3 separate regions of the Homo sapiens genome follow, and all the other regions are linked to region 2. Evidence: chromatin loops called from intact Hi-C (ENCODE). Cell type or tissue: ascending aorta. All regions are shown on one strand.

Region 1 (4,000 bases), 74 kb before region 2:
TTCCCTGTGATTTGAATTACATGCGCCTTTTACATAGACAATGCCTGATCTTCAATTGAAGGGCTCTATAAGAGAACCATAGAATTTCAGAGCTAGAAAGGATGTGTAGGCTATGTATTCCAGTAATATTGCTTACATAAATTTCACAGCCAGGAAATGGCAGATTCCTGGCTCCCGGTCCTTAGCCTAGCACTCCTTCTTTCACCAAAGATAATAGTCTTTCACATGAATCACTGGTGTTTGCCAGTTAATGACAGCCTATTTTGTTCTGAGCTCCCTTCATAAAGAACATAGCATAGTTTGTCTTCCAAGATTTGTCATTAAAATGAAAGAAAGCCTAACCAAACAAAACTTGATATGCTTAGCATATGATCAGCAGAATGATAAAGTTATATACGAAGTGTTTTTACAGTACAATGAAATATATCACTTCTATTTCATGTATTAGAGCCTAGTGGTCAGAAGCATATATTCTGGAGTTATAAATGTCTGTGGCTCTGCCACTTATTAGTTGTATGATCTTTTTGAGCCTTAACTTTCACATTTAAAGTGGAAATAATAATAATAATAGTACTCCCCTTACAAGGTTAATAAGATCAAGTGAGATAATCAGTATGCATACTGAGGTCAGTGCCTGGCTACTAGTGCAACACATGTGCCATTAGTATACTTTCTTTCTTTTTTTTCTTTTTTTAAGAAATGGGGCCTCACTCTGTCACTAAGGCTGATGTGCCTTAGACTCACTGCAGCCTTGAACACGTAGTCTCAAGGTATCCTCCTGCCTCAGCCTCTCAAGCACCTGGAACTACAGGCATACACCATCATGTCTGGCTAGGTTTTTAAATTTTTGTCAGAGATGAAGTCTCACTATGCTGCCCAGGCTGGTCTCGAACTCCTGGGTTCAAGTGATTCTTCCACCTCTGCCTCCCGAAGCACTGGGATTACAGGCATGAGCCATCATGCCTGGGCTTATTATTTTCTGATACGTATATATCTCTTTATATATTTTAACACTGTCAATTAAAACAAACTTCCTCGAGTTAATGTTTAAAGTCACTATAGGATCTTAAATTGTTGCAGCATTTTAAAGTTTACCAAAGCAAATTTACATGTATTATTTCATTTGATCCACTCAAAAATCTGCTAAGATAAAACCCAGGATAACCAAAGGGTTGATCTAGCTTTTCCTTTCTCCTTCATTCTGAACATGTTTGCTGTATCAAGTTACCAAAAAGGAGAGTTTAGGAAAACAGACTGAAGACCCAAATTCATAACACAGACTGATATAGATTTAATAATTATTTTCTAATGTAGGTCTGATGGCTTAGCAGTGTGAATTAGAAGAAAAGTTTCTTTCTGTCATGCCCAGGCATGAAGAAGAGATGCAAGCACTAGAAAGCACCATCCTCCATACTGAAGTTCTGGGACACTGAGGGCCACGTGGACATGACTTTGTTTCTACAGGAAAGCCAGAATATCAACTTAAATAAATACTTTTATAGAAAAAAGTGTATTTCTCATATACAATTTCAGCTAGAAAGGCATATTCCAGAGTTTAAAAAATTTGCTATTAAACAGCCAATTCTCATAGTATTAAAAGCCAGTGTAATTGAAAGAGGACATCTCAATGCTAGACAAATAAATAATACAAGGGAAAGACTGTCACCTCCCATCAATCATCTTTTTTTACTACCTAAACTTGTATCTTTGTCTATTTTACACGGCACCAGCACCACCCTCTCTTTAATTTGAATGGCTATTTTTATCCCTAAAAATGCCCGGTTACTTTATTCTTCCTGGGGCTGTCCCAAGCCTGGGTACTTGCACCACCAAGACACCGTGGCTTATCTGTGGCTGCTGCATAGCTACAGGGGCTGCAGAATTGGGAGGTCTAGGGACTGCCAAAGGATTGGACACATTGCAGCACCACCACGTGACATGCTTTCCATTTGTAATTCTGTTACTGATTTGCGTTTCCCAATGAAAGGCATCCTTGCACTCAGAGACAGGAAGCTATAAGAAGTGATTTCAATTCTGTTATAATTGGCCAGGTTATGGGGCAAGGTATTTTAGTTTCTGTCTTGTTCTCTTCCTTTGCTAAAGAGGAGCTTGGACTGAGGATTTTTTAGTTTCCTACCCTGGTCATGCATTCTATGATTTTGTGTAGTTTATCGTTAGTTATCCAGTAACTTACAATGTTGTCTTGTGTTTGGAGTTTCATGGTTGTCTTGTTGGTTTCTTTTTGTTTGGTTTTGGTACTTCTGTCCTCACAATCCTAAGGAACACAGTATTAGGCAGAAGCTTCCCTCATGTCTTTAAACAAGCAGGCCAGTCTGGGTGCGCTTACAAAAGGCACAGACCCTATTGCACAGCAATCATGTTTTCTAAGGTCAGAGTGAAAGCTAGAAGACAATTGGCTGGGAGATGTTGCCTGGGAAAATTCGCAGAGTCCTCTCACATACTTTTACATTATCCTCCAAAGTGCCTCAAGTTCTATTTATTCTTACAGCACTGAAATAACCCCAGCATACCTCTGAAACAGTGCAAGAAAGAGTCTCTTTTTGACTTCGCCATGTATGGTTTCAATCTGACAGTTTCCATTTTCATATCACATGCTGTTCCTGCATTGGGTTCTCACAGGCCTGACATATAGCCATGTCTCCCCCAAAAGGGTAAGGGATGCTTGCTGGGAAGAGGCACATAGAAATTCCATCCAATTACTTGAGGGTTTTATTCTTAACATAGCACTGAATAGTTTAATATCTCTTCTTTCCTGTTATAAATAGGTTCTGATGCCTATCACTGTAGCTCACTGAGAAAGAATGCAAACAGTCCCAGGAATGAAATACTCAGGAAGGCTGTTCTGCTTGGTAGGAGGTATTTTATTTTAAATGACAACATTTTCCTCTCAGACACAGAGAAAGCCTTACATTTTTGACCTGTGAGTTTCTCCTCTTTAGGAATGACATGATGTTTCATATGAGAAAAAGGCAAAAGAAACAAAGAAGGAGGAAGTGACATCAGTAATAATAACGTGCTAAAATAATATCTTTCTTTCCTCAGCTTTTTTTTTTTTCAAGTTGGAGTCTTGCTCTGTCACCCAGGCTAGAGTCCAGTGGCACGATCTCGGCTCACTGCAACCTCTGCCTCCCGGGTTCAAGCGATTCTCCTGCCTCAGCCTCCTGAGTAGCTGGTATTACAGGTTCCTGCCACCACACCCAGCTAATTTTTGTATTTTTAGTAGAGACAGGGTTTCACTATGTTGGCCAGGCTGGTCTCGAACTCCTGACCTCGTGATTTGCCCTTCTCAGCCACCCAAAGTGTTGGGATTATAGGCGTGAGCCACCGCACCCGGCCTCCTCAGCTGGTCTTCAAAGGAGCATTCGTTACTGTGACCAAATCTGTGTGTTCATGCTGCATTCTCCCGGAGCAAATATCATCCATGTGAAGGTCTGTTCAGAAGGACACCTAGAAAGGGCCAACAACATGAAGCAAGTGGAAGCACATTATAAAAGGCATGAATTTGAATCCATAGCATTGATAAAAAATCTCAGGAAGAGGGTTGCGCCGAGAGGCTCATGCCTGTAATCCTGAAACTTTGGGAGGCCAAGGTGGGTGGATCACCTGAGGTCAGGAGTTCAAGACCAGCCTAGCCAACATGGTGAAACCCTGTCTCTACTAAAAATACAAAAATTAGCCGGGCGTGCTGGCTCATGCCTGTAGTCTCAGCTACTCGGGTGTCTGAGGCAGGAGAATCGCTTGAACCTGGGAGGCAGAGGTTGCAGTGAGCTGAGATTGTGCCACTGCACTCCAGCCTAGGCAACAGAGTGAGAATCGGTCTCAAAAAAAAATCATCACAGGAACATAGTTTCAGAAGATAGACTTGTTCTTTTTCTCCTATACAAGGAAATGTAGATGTGAGAAATGATCTGTATGTATTATTACCTAAACAGATTTTTTTGTTGAATGGATACCAACCAATGCAGCATGTAAGAAACAA
Region 2 (4,000 bases):
AACCCAAAGGAGGCCCCCAGAGTGATGGATATGATATGTACTCTGCCTTGATCTGAGTGTTGGTTACACAACTGGTTTCACTTTGTTGAGCCAGTACCTATAATGTGCATGTACTTTTTCTATATGTCTGTGATGCTTCTATTGAAAAGTTTAATTTAAATGGTGTTGGAAAACAAATATTCTTTACTCCTTGATGATGGGAGTATAACTTGAGAGGACCTCTTTGGAGGGCAATTTGATATTTAACAACCCAGTAATTTCATTTCTAGAAGTTTGTCATATGGACATATTCACTAGCAACAAAGAAAATAAAGAGAATAATACATTTATAACATTTTGAAGCACTTGTTGTCATATATTTTTTCAGAATTTTACATGTACTAGTGTATTTTTTAATTCCAATAAACCTATGAGACAGGTGATGATGTGTACAGAAATGTAAATAGCAGTATTACTTCCAATAATAAAAACTGGAAATCTTAATAATCCCCAATAATGAAATAAATTAATTATTATCTCATTCATACAGTAAAATGAATAAACTACACATATATTAAAATAGGTTGATAATTTATTAATAAAATTTAAAACACAGGGCTAAAATGATCATTTTAGAGCTCATTTTGTTTTAAAAACTAAAGATGAATATACACACAGAAATAAACCTGCAAAGCTACAAGCTAAACTCTAAGTCTGGTTATCCCTGGGAGGTGGGATTGTGAGGAGGACGTATTCTTTGTAGTTCATGCATTTCTCTATTGATGGAATGTTTTACGTAAGCAATGCATTATATTCATAATTAGGAATAAAATGTAAAGCTATTTCCCATTTTTTTAAAAAAGTAATGATAATAATGATGCACTTAATTTGTCCATTCTTCAGCTAAAACACCAAACAATATGGAATAAATTCAAGAAACTAGCTTATTTTAAAATATATCCAGAAACATATTTTATATATTAAAACGAGATTAAATGGAATATACCTCAAAATGCCTGCATCTAAATCCCTTTGCATTTTTTTTTTTTTGGCCAACTCTCGAGTGATCTTTAAATCCATTTTATCTTAACACCAGCCAACATCAAAAAAAGGTATGGTAATGAGTATCTTTATATTCTCTTTATGAGAAAACTATGTCTATATTTCCTGCCTCTTTGTTTTGGTGATACTGAATGGAAACTTTAATTCACAAGATTTGAAAGTAAACTTTGTAAAATGACACAAGTGTAAAAACCATTAGTGGCAACAACATTTGCTAAATACTGACATCTGACTGTGTGATAGATCAAGTTTAGCTGCTTGGGCTATCTAATTAGAAAAATGAAGGTATATGGAAGAAAAATAAGAAGTCCTTGGCACCCAGGTCAATAGAATAACTTGTAATAGAACTGTTTTTCAGCGTTACCTAACTAAAAAAGAATGTTTTCAAGAGTTGGAGTTTAAAATATGCTGGCCAAATTGCAAGGCATAAACAGTGTATTTATATGCACACAAACAACTTAGGAAAATTCATAGCCAGGAGAAGTGCATTTTAAACCAAAGTGTTTAAAATCTCTTTTTCTCTTTCTCTTTCATTATGGACTTCTGATTAAACAACTCTTCAAGAAGATAAATTGCAAGCCTTCTAGTATTCATGCCTAAAAGTTGAGAAGACACTGGCAAGAAGGAGGAAAAAAAAAAAAAAAAAGAAAGAAACAAAAATAAACAAGCGACCTGAAGGAACTGTGAGCGTTCAAAGCTTGGCATTAGATTTGGCAACAGGTGAATTTTCTTTGGAGGGTATTAATTTTGTAAGTCAAAGCTATTAAAATCCAACTTCCCTTTCAGGTCTGGAAGGCATAATGCACAGATCTCTTGCTCCAGCTCTCCCTAGGGACTGCATTTTATCCAATTAGTCCCAACCCCTTCACTGGCTCATATTTTAAGTACAAAGTCTGCTGGCCAAGACCATTCATTTAGTCTTGCCACATACTGTGAGGAAGTCTATGTCAATGTTAATCTGGCCTTCCCGGATAAGGATACATGCCCTTACCAAATGTACAAACCTACAGTTTCCAAAAATGTCTCATGATACTTTTAAATCTCGGGAAAAAGTAAAACCTTTAAAAAGGGTTTAATACCCTTTTTCTTCACAACTCTGTTGGAAACAGATTGTTATTCATTTATAAATTATTCACTATCCTTTATTTTCAGCTTACTCTTTCAAGATGTATGACACCAAGAATTCTTTGACCACGCTGGATTCAATCCATCACACTTCCTTCATATATAGATTCTCCTATTTTTTCTCCTAAAGGATTGTTCCATACATTCTCCATTTTTCCTCTTGAACTTCTATTCATCCTATAATCTCTGCTGTCAGTCCCATTGAAATGGGTGACTCTATGAGCCTGTCTGATGTTAGCTCTTTTACTTTTGCCCCAGCTTCCATCCTCTCTTGCTCAAGTCTGTCCTCTCTCTTCTATATTGTTCATTTTTTCCCATTCTACCTGCTATTATTTAAAAGCAAACATCCCATTCCCTCCATCTCACTTCAAAGAGACTTCACCTCACCCCTTCACAGAAGCTGCCTTGGTAAAGAGCCCTAAGAACCTCCACATTGCCAAATCCAATGGTCATTCCTTAATCCTCATTTAGTTGGTCAGTTGTCAATGTTTGACACAGTCCCTGCTTCCTCCTGGAAATATTTTTTCTCACTTTCAGTAGCCATAAGACAGAGCTACTTTTCTGATTTTCCTCCTACCTGATTTTCCACTTCTCAGTGTCCTTTTCAGGTTCTATAACCTCTCCTAACTAGTAGTTCCCCACAACACAGTCCTTGGTCTTCCTCTCTGAGTTTACTCACTCTCTGGTTAATCTCACCCAGACTCATGGCTTTAAATATCATCTATTTGCTGAGCTCTCCCAGATTTATATTTTCAACCTGACCTCTTCTTTGATCTCTGGACTTAAATATCCAGCCATGCATTCAACACCTCCAGTGGGATATCTAATAGGCATTACAAATTTAACTGGTATAAACTAAGCTTCTCCCCACCTTGCCAAGAACTGCTCTTCCCGTCGTCTTTTTCACTACAATACATGACAACTCCATCTGTCCACTGGCTCAGGCCAATAAATCCTAGAGTCTCCCTTTGCTCCTCCTTCTATCACCTTCTCTCCACCCTATTTTGAATTCATCAGAAAGCCTTACTGACTGTAGTTTCAAAATATATGCAGAATCTGACCAGTGTTTACCACCTCCACTGCTACTACCCTGGTCCACACCACTATCACTTTCATTTGGATTGCAACAAACACTTAACTGGTCTTCCTATTTCCACTATTGTTTCTTCACTCATTTTACTCTCAACACAGCTGACAGACTGATTCTTTTAAAACATACCATGTCATGTCAACTCCTCTGCTCAAATTGGCTACTTTTGTCACTCAAAATGAATGACAAAGTCCTTATAGTGATCAGAAGAGCTTATTTGTCCTGTCCCTTTCAACATCCAAGTTTTCTCTCTTACCTCCTCTTCTACTATTTCACCCTTCCCTGACTCTGCTCCAGCCACATTGGGCTACTTGCTGTTTCTGGAATAAGCCAGGCTTATTCCCACTTCAGGCTATTACCTCTGCCAGGAGTACTGTTTATCTAAGATAGAAACATTGCTCATGGCCAGGCGCAGTGGCTCATGTCTGTAATCCCAGCACTTTGTGAGGCCGAGGCAGGCAGATTGCCTGAGGTCAGGAGTTTGAGACCAGGACGGCTAACATGGTGAAACCCCGTCTCTACTAAAAATACAAAACTTACCCAGGCATGGTGGCACACACGTGTAGTCCCAGCTACTCAGGAGGCTGAGGCAGGAGACTCGCTTGAACCTGGGAGATGGAGGTTGCAGTGAGTCAAGATTGCACCCCTGCACTCCAGCCTGGGCAACAGAACAAGACTCTGTCTCCACAGACACACACACACACAAATCAAATCTTCACTCAGTGAGACCACTCGTTACTGAGG
Region 3 (4,000 bases), 120 kb before region 2:
AAATGTTTTGGTGAGTAGAAATGAGCTCATATAAATAACATTTCCTCTTTTGTGCTTTGCCTAAACTATTCTTGTAAATTGTGATCTTTAGCCACACCAATCCCCAGAGTTCCTCAGATTTCTGCTTCAGTGCTGCTCATGTCATAAACAGAATTCTTATAAAAGCATTTTTAGAATGTAAAATCTGCAGTGGTCCAGAGATGAAGCTATGTTTTAAATAGACCTATATTATTAGTGAAAATATGGTGTAGTACAGCACACAGCACAGAGAGCCTGAGGGGTCCTGGTCCTAGGCCCAGCTCTTCTGCTGGCCATGTGGCAATGAATGCTTTGTGTCTCCGATTTTTCACTGGTGAAAGAAGAGGGATGAAATGAATGGCTCCTCAGTTATCTTCCAACACTGAGAATCTGCCTTTGTTATGTAAGAGTAGCCGGGCTTTCACTCAGGCCTGATCATGAATAACAATCTTAATAGTGGTGAGTAATGCACAGAGTCACTTTTCCACAACTAGGAGAATCTTGGGTCTTGAAGAAAACCTAGGAAATCATATCACCTTGTCCTCCATTGCCAGTGAGGGCTGCATCTTCATCCTTCAAATACGCTCTTTCAGGCTAATCTAAACAACTCTTCCCAAGGGGCAAACTTCACAACTTCTATGTCCTTAATGGCAGAAGTTCTTCCTTATGTTTGGTCTGAATCTCCCTGCTGAATTTGCAATTTATTTTCATTTGTCCTATCCTTAGCAGAGAGGGAGCACAACTGGGGCACACATTCAAGTGCTATCTATTATTAATCTGAGCCATAGTAAATTTGTTTGTACTAGAGTTTCTGGGGTCTTACATTGCATTCCAGTGAGATGATAGAACCTGATCCCTTGATGGAATGTTCTTTTTGAGGTCTAAAATGACTGAACGATAAAGGCTAACAGGCTGGCAGGAATCCTGAGCAGTTCTTGATAGTGGTCACAGGAAAGGGCATTGTTTCTTTGGCTGTCCAGTCTCCTAGCAACCTAGTGTACAGCGGCTCTTGACATAGGGCTCTCTGAAACCCCACATTTAGAACTATTAAACTATTTCTTCTAAAATTAAATATGTGCTCAGGCAACTGTATTTTAAAAATCTGATAAAAAGGTAATTTTTCCAATAGCACCTGGTGCTTAGTAGAGATAGGGAAAACTGATGAAAGGGAACATAATTATACCATCTAGCCCTACCCACTGCTTTCTGAAAGGTGAGCTCTTATTATGCCCATTTTACAGACAAGGCAGATGGACACACACTGAGAAACGAACAATGCTAACAATATCAACAGTTTAAGAGGGAAACGTTTAGGATTTGGAAAAGCAAATGAAAGCAGGTTTACCTTGCTGACACTCAAAAAGTAATAAGAGCTCCCTATTCACTTTCTGCCTCCTCCTAGTCATGTGGGTGTCCTGTGAGAGGCACAGAAGAGGAAAAAAGTGGTATTCCCTGGGGATGGACTTTCCCAGCCTCCTCCAGAGCAGTCCAGGTTTGTGAATCAATGCAGGAGGTGGGGGTGGGAGTGGGAGGGGTTGGCCAGGCAAGGCTTTCCCTTTACCCACACAGGCTGTGATTAAGAAGGCATCCATCTGTCAACAGAGGCTCTCAGCTGTATTTCCAGCCCAGCTTCCTCCCAACTGACTCATTCAGTGATGCCACAATCTAATGTTTATGACCTAACAGATGATCACCATGGAAGTAGCACAAACCTTGGACTGTTGAGGAGCAAAACCAGCGTAGAGGAGCTGGACCGTTTAGGAAAAGAAAAAATGAAGACCCTTATTCATAGAGACCACATGTTAAGACTGAACATCCCACTCCTCATGTGGGCATTTCCACCCATTACTAAAATTGATATTTGGATGCCTTCGTGCCTGTTGGAGAACCCAAATAAGGATTTCAGGTGACTGAGTACAAACAGATAGCATGGCATTTAGAAACAGACAGCAAGAAGTAGAAGGGAAAATGTGTGTGCAGCAATTTAACGAGGTTTGGATTACAAATTCAGTTTCCTTATCTTTTTGCCAGCATGTGGCAACAGTTCTAAAGGAGACAGAAAATGCATTGAATGCCAGGAGAAAGATGAAGATCCCCCCAAACTCAACTTTATAAACAGTCCTGGTGGAATATTCACAATGTGGAAGTCAGGATAAACTGGCTATTCCACCCGCCACTGCCCCCCAGGAAAAGAAAAGCCTAAATGAATAAGAAAGCCAACGGAAATAAGTGCTTTTTAGTAAAGATCATCGCATTTGGTGCTGTGAGTGGCAGGAAGCGTTGGCACAGACTTGGGAGCTACATGAGGACTCCGGTGGCGTGGTCAGGGTGAAGTGAGCCTGACTTCCTGGCCTGGCCTCCCCAGACTAATAATCAAAAAGAGCTGCCCTTCCCCAGCCCTAAACAGCCCTGTGTGAACACAGTGTCTCCTAGTAGTGCCTGTGGCTTACAAGTAATGTGAGAGTCTTTTTATAACTGTTGAGGTTTAACGTAAAAGGAAGCTCAGAATCAGCGGTAAAGGGAGGGGAATGTTGTGAACTACAGACCATCTGAAATGGGGAAAATCATAAATACCAGAGTGTCTGATTATTTGAATGTCTCTTGAAGTCAAATAATGAACCTTCTTCATGTTCTGCTTTTCTGGACTTGGCTCCCTCTGACAAATTTGCAGGCATCAGGGTCTGTCTGGAATTCCTTCCAAGTTGGAGGGATATTTTTTCCCTTGACATTTTGCAGCTGAGACAGCCGGAGCAGGAAGCTGAGGAGCGTAACATTACCAAATATGTCCTTTCTCCTGCCCGTAAGTTCTATTTCCACAGGAAAAGAAGGCAGATGCTGGCCAATGAGAACTGGCCAGTAGAAATGCAGCCACAGCAGGCGGCCTCTACTGGAAGTGAGGAAATTGATCAGATGCCATTTTTCACAAAAATGGAAACTGTTCTAGGTACCACCAATTAAAATTTGTGCTACGCTGGAGGAAGAAGTTTGACAGGTTCCTACAAGTTGCCCAGCTATTTCAGGGGAATTCTTTATCACTCTATTGGTCTCATTTTCTCAACACCCCTGGAGTGGGAATTAGAGAGTTGGCCTTGGCTGCTGACACACTGTGCTTTTGACCAGATCATTTCTCCTAGGATGTGGGGGAAGCTTCAGATGCTTTATTGCTAAAATGAAGGTTTGGATGTGATGAGCTCCCAGATCCCCTCTGGGTTACCAAGACTGTGGTCTCCAAGCTTCTTCAATCGTGTGTTTCAACCACTAAAATAAATCCAAATATTTGTCCAGATGCTTTTCTTTATGGGTCTAAGACACTAATCTCAAACTATCGTATCTACATGGTCTAGGAAAGAACATAAGTGAGCAAAATAGCTGCAGATTGCATACTCTTTGCTTGCATATTAAATACAGTCAGTTCTCCATATCCGCAGTTCCACACTAGCAGATTCAATTAACCTTGCATTGAAAATATTTTTGAAAACAATAATACAACAATAAAAAATAATACAATTAAAAAAATAAGATAGCCATTTACATGCCATTTACATTGTATTAGGTATTATAAGTAATCTAGAGGCGATTTAAAATATAGGGAGGATGCGTGTACCTTACATGCAAATACTACATTTATACAAGGAACTTGAACAATCTGTGTCTTAGAACCAATCCCTTCCTCAAACCTCACCCTTATCCCCACCCTGCTGATACCAAGGGCCTGCTGAATGTAAGAAAATTCTTTTTTTTTTTTTGAAACATAGTCTCACTCTGTCACCCAGGCTGGAGTGCAGTGGTGTGATCTCAGCTCACTGCAACCTCTGCCTCCTGGGTTCAAGAAATTCTCTGCCTCAGCCTCCTGAGTATCTGGGATTACAGGTGTCCACCACTACGCCCGGTTAATTTTTGTCTTTTTAGTAGAGACGGGGTTTCACCATCTTGGCCAGGCTGGTCTCGAACTCCTGACCTCGTGATCCACCCGCCTTGGCTT

The links. Hi-C counts contacts between places; a loop is a spot of excess contacts. Peaks named below come from ENCODE experiments on the same cell type or tissue, not always from the same donor. Only the 100,000 strongest peaks of a DNase experiment are listed, where the experiment ranks them.
Region 1: a loop joins it to region 2, with 2.5 times the contacts of the local background. A loop is called at or near these places in 2 of 110 quality-filtered maps.
Region 3: a loop joins it to region 2, with 4 times the contacts of the local background. A loop is called at or near these places in 8 of 110 quality-filtered maps.

The regions. Positions count from the first base shown.
Region 1 is chr6:132,083,818-132,087,817 of GRCh38, reverse strand. The region is part of intron 2 of CCN2-AS1 (CCN2 antisense RNA 1); the gene reads right to left. Among named protein-coding and RNA genes, the nearest start is that of MIR548AJ1, 29 kb to the left of the region's middle. RefSeq lists an enhancer at 2,316-2,495. In ascending aorta, no CTCF peak of the experiment used is centred here; DNase peaks (open chromatin) are centred at 2,383 and 3,366; H3K4me3 peaks cover 1,561 bases; H3K27ac peaks cover 3,983 bases.
Region 2 is chr6:132,009,721-132,013,720 of GRCh38, reverse strand. The region is part of intron 2 of CCN2-AS1 (CCN2 antisense RNA 1); the gene reads right to left. Among named protein-coding and RNA genes, the nearest start is that of CCN2, 60 kb to the right of the region's middle. In ascending aorta, no CTCF peak of the experiment used is centred here; DNase peaks (open chromatin) are centred at 1,930 and 3,657; H3K4me3 peaks cover 666 bases; H3K27ac peaks cover 2,944 bases.
Region 3 is chr6:132,129,553-132,133,552 of GRCh38, reverse strand. It overlaps LINC01013 (long intergenic non-protein coding RNA 1013), which reads right to left and starts at 981. Exons shown (of 6, transcript NR_187602.1): 1 at 842-981. RefSeq lists enhancers at 147-648, 417-1,616. In ascending aorta, no CTCF peak of the experiment used is centred here; DNase peaks (open chromatin) are centred at 972, 1,592, 2,352 and 2,812; H3K4me3 peaks cover 1,778 bases; H3K27ac peaks cover 4,000 bases.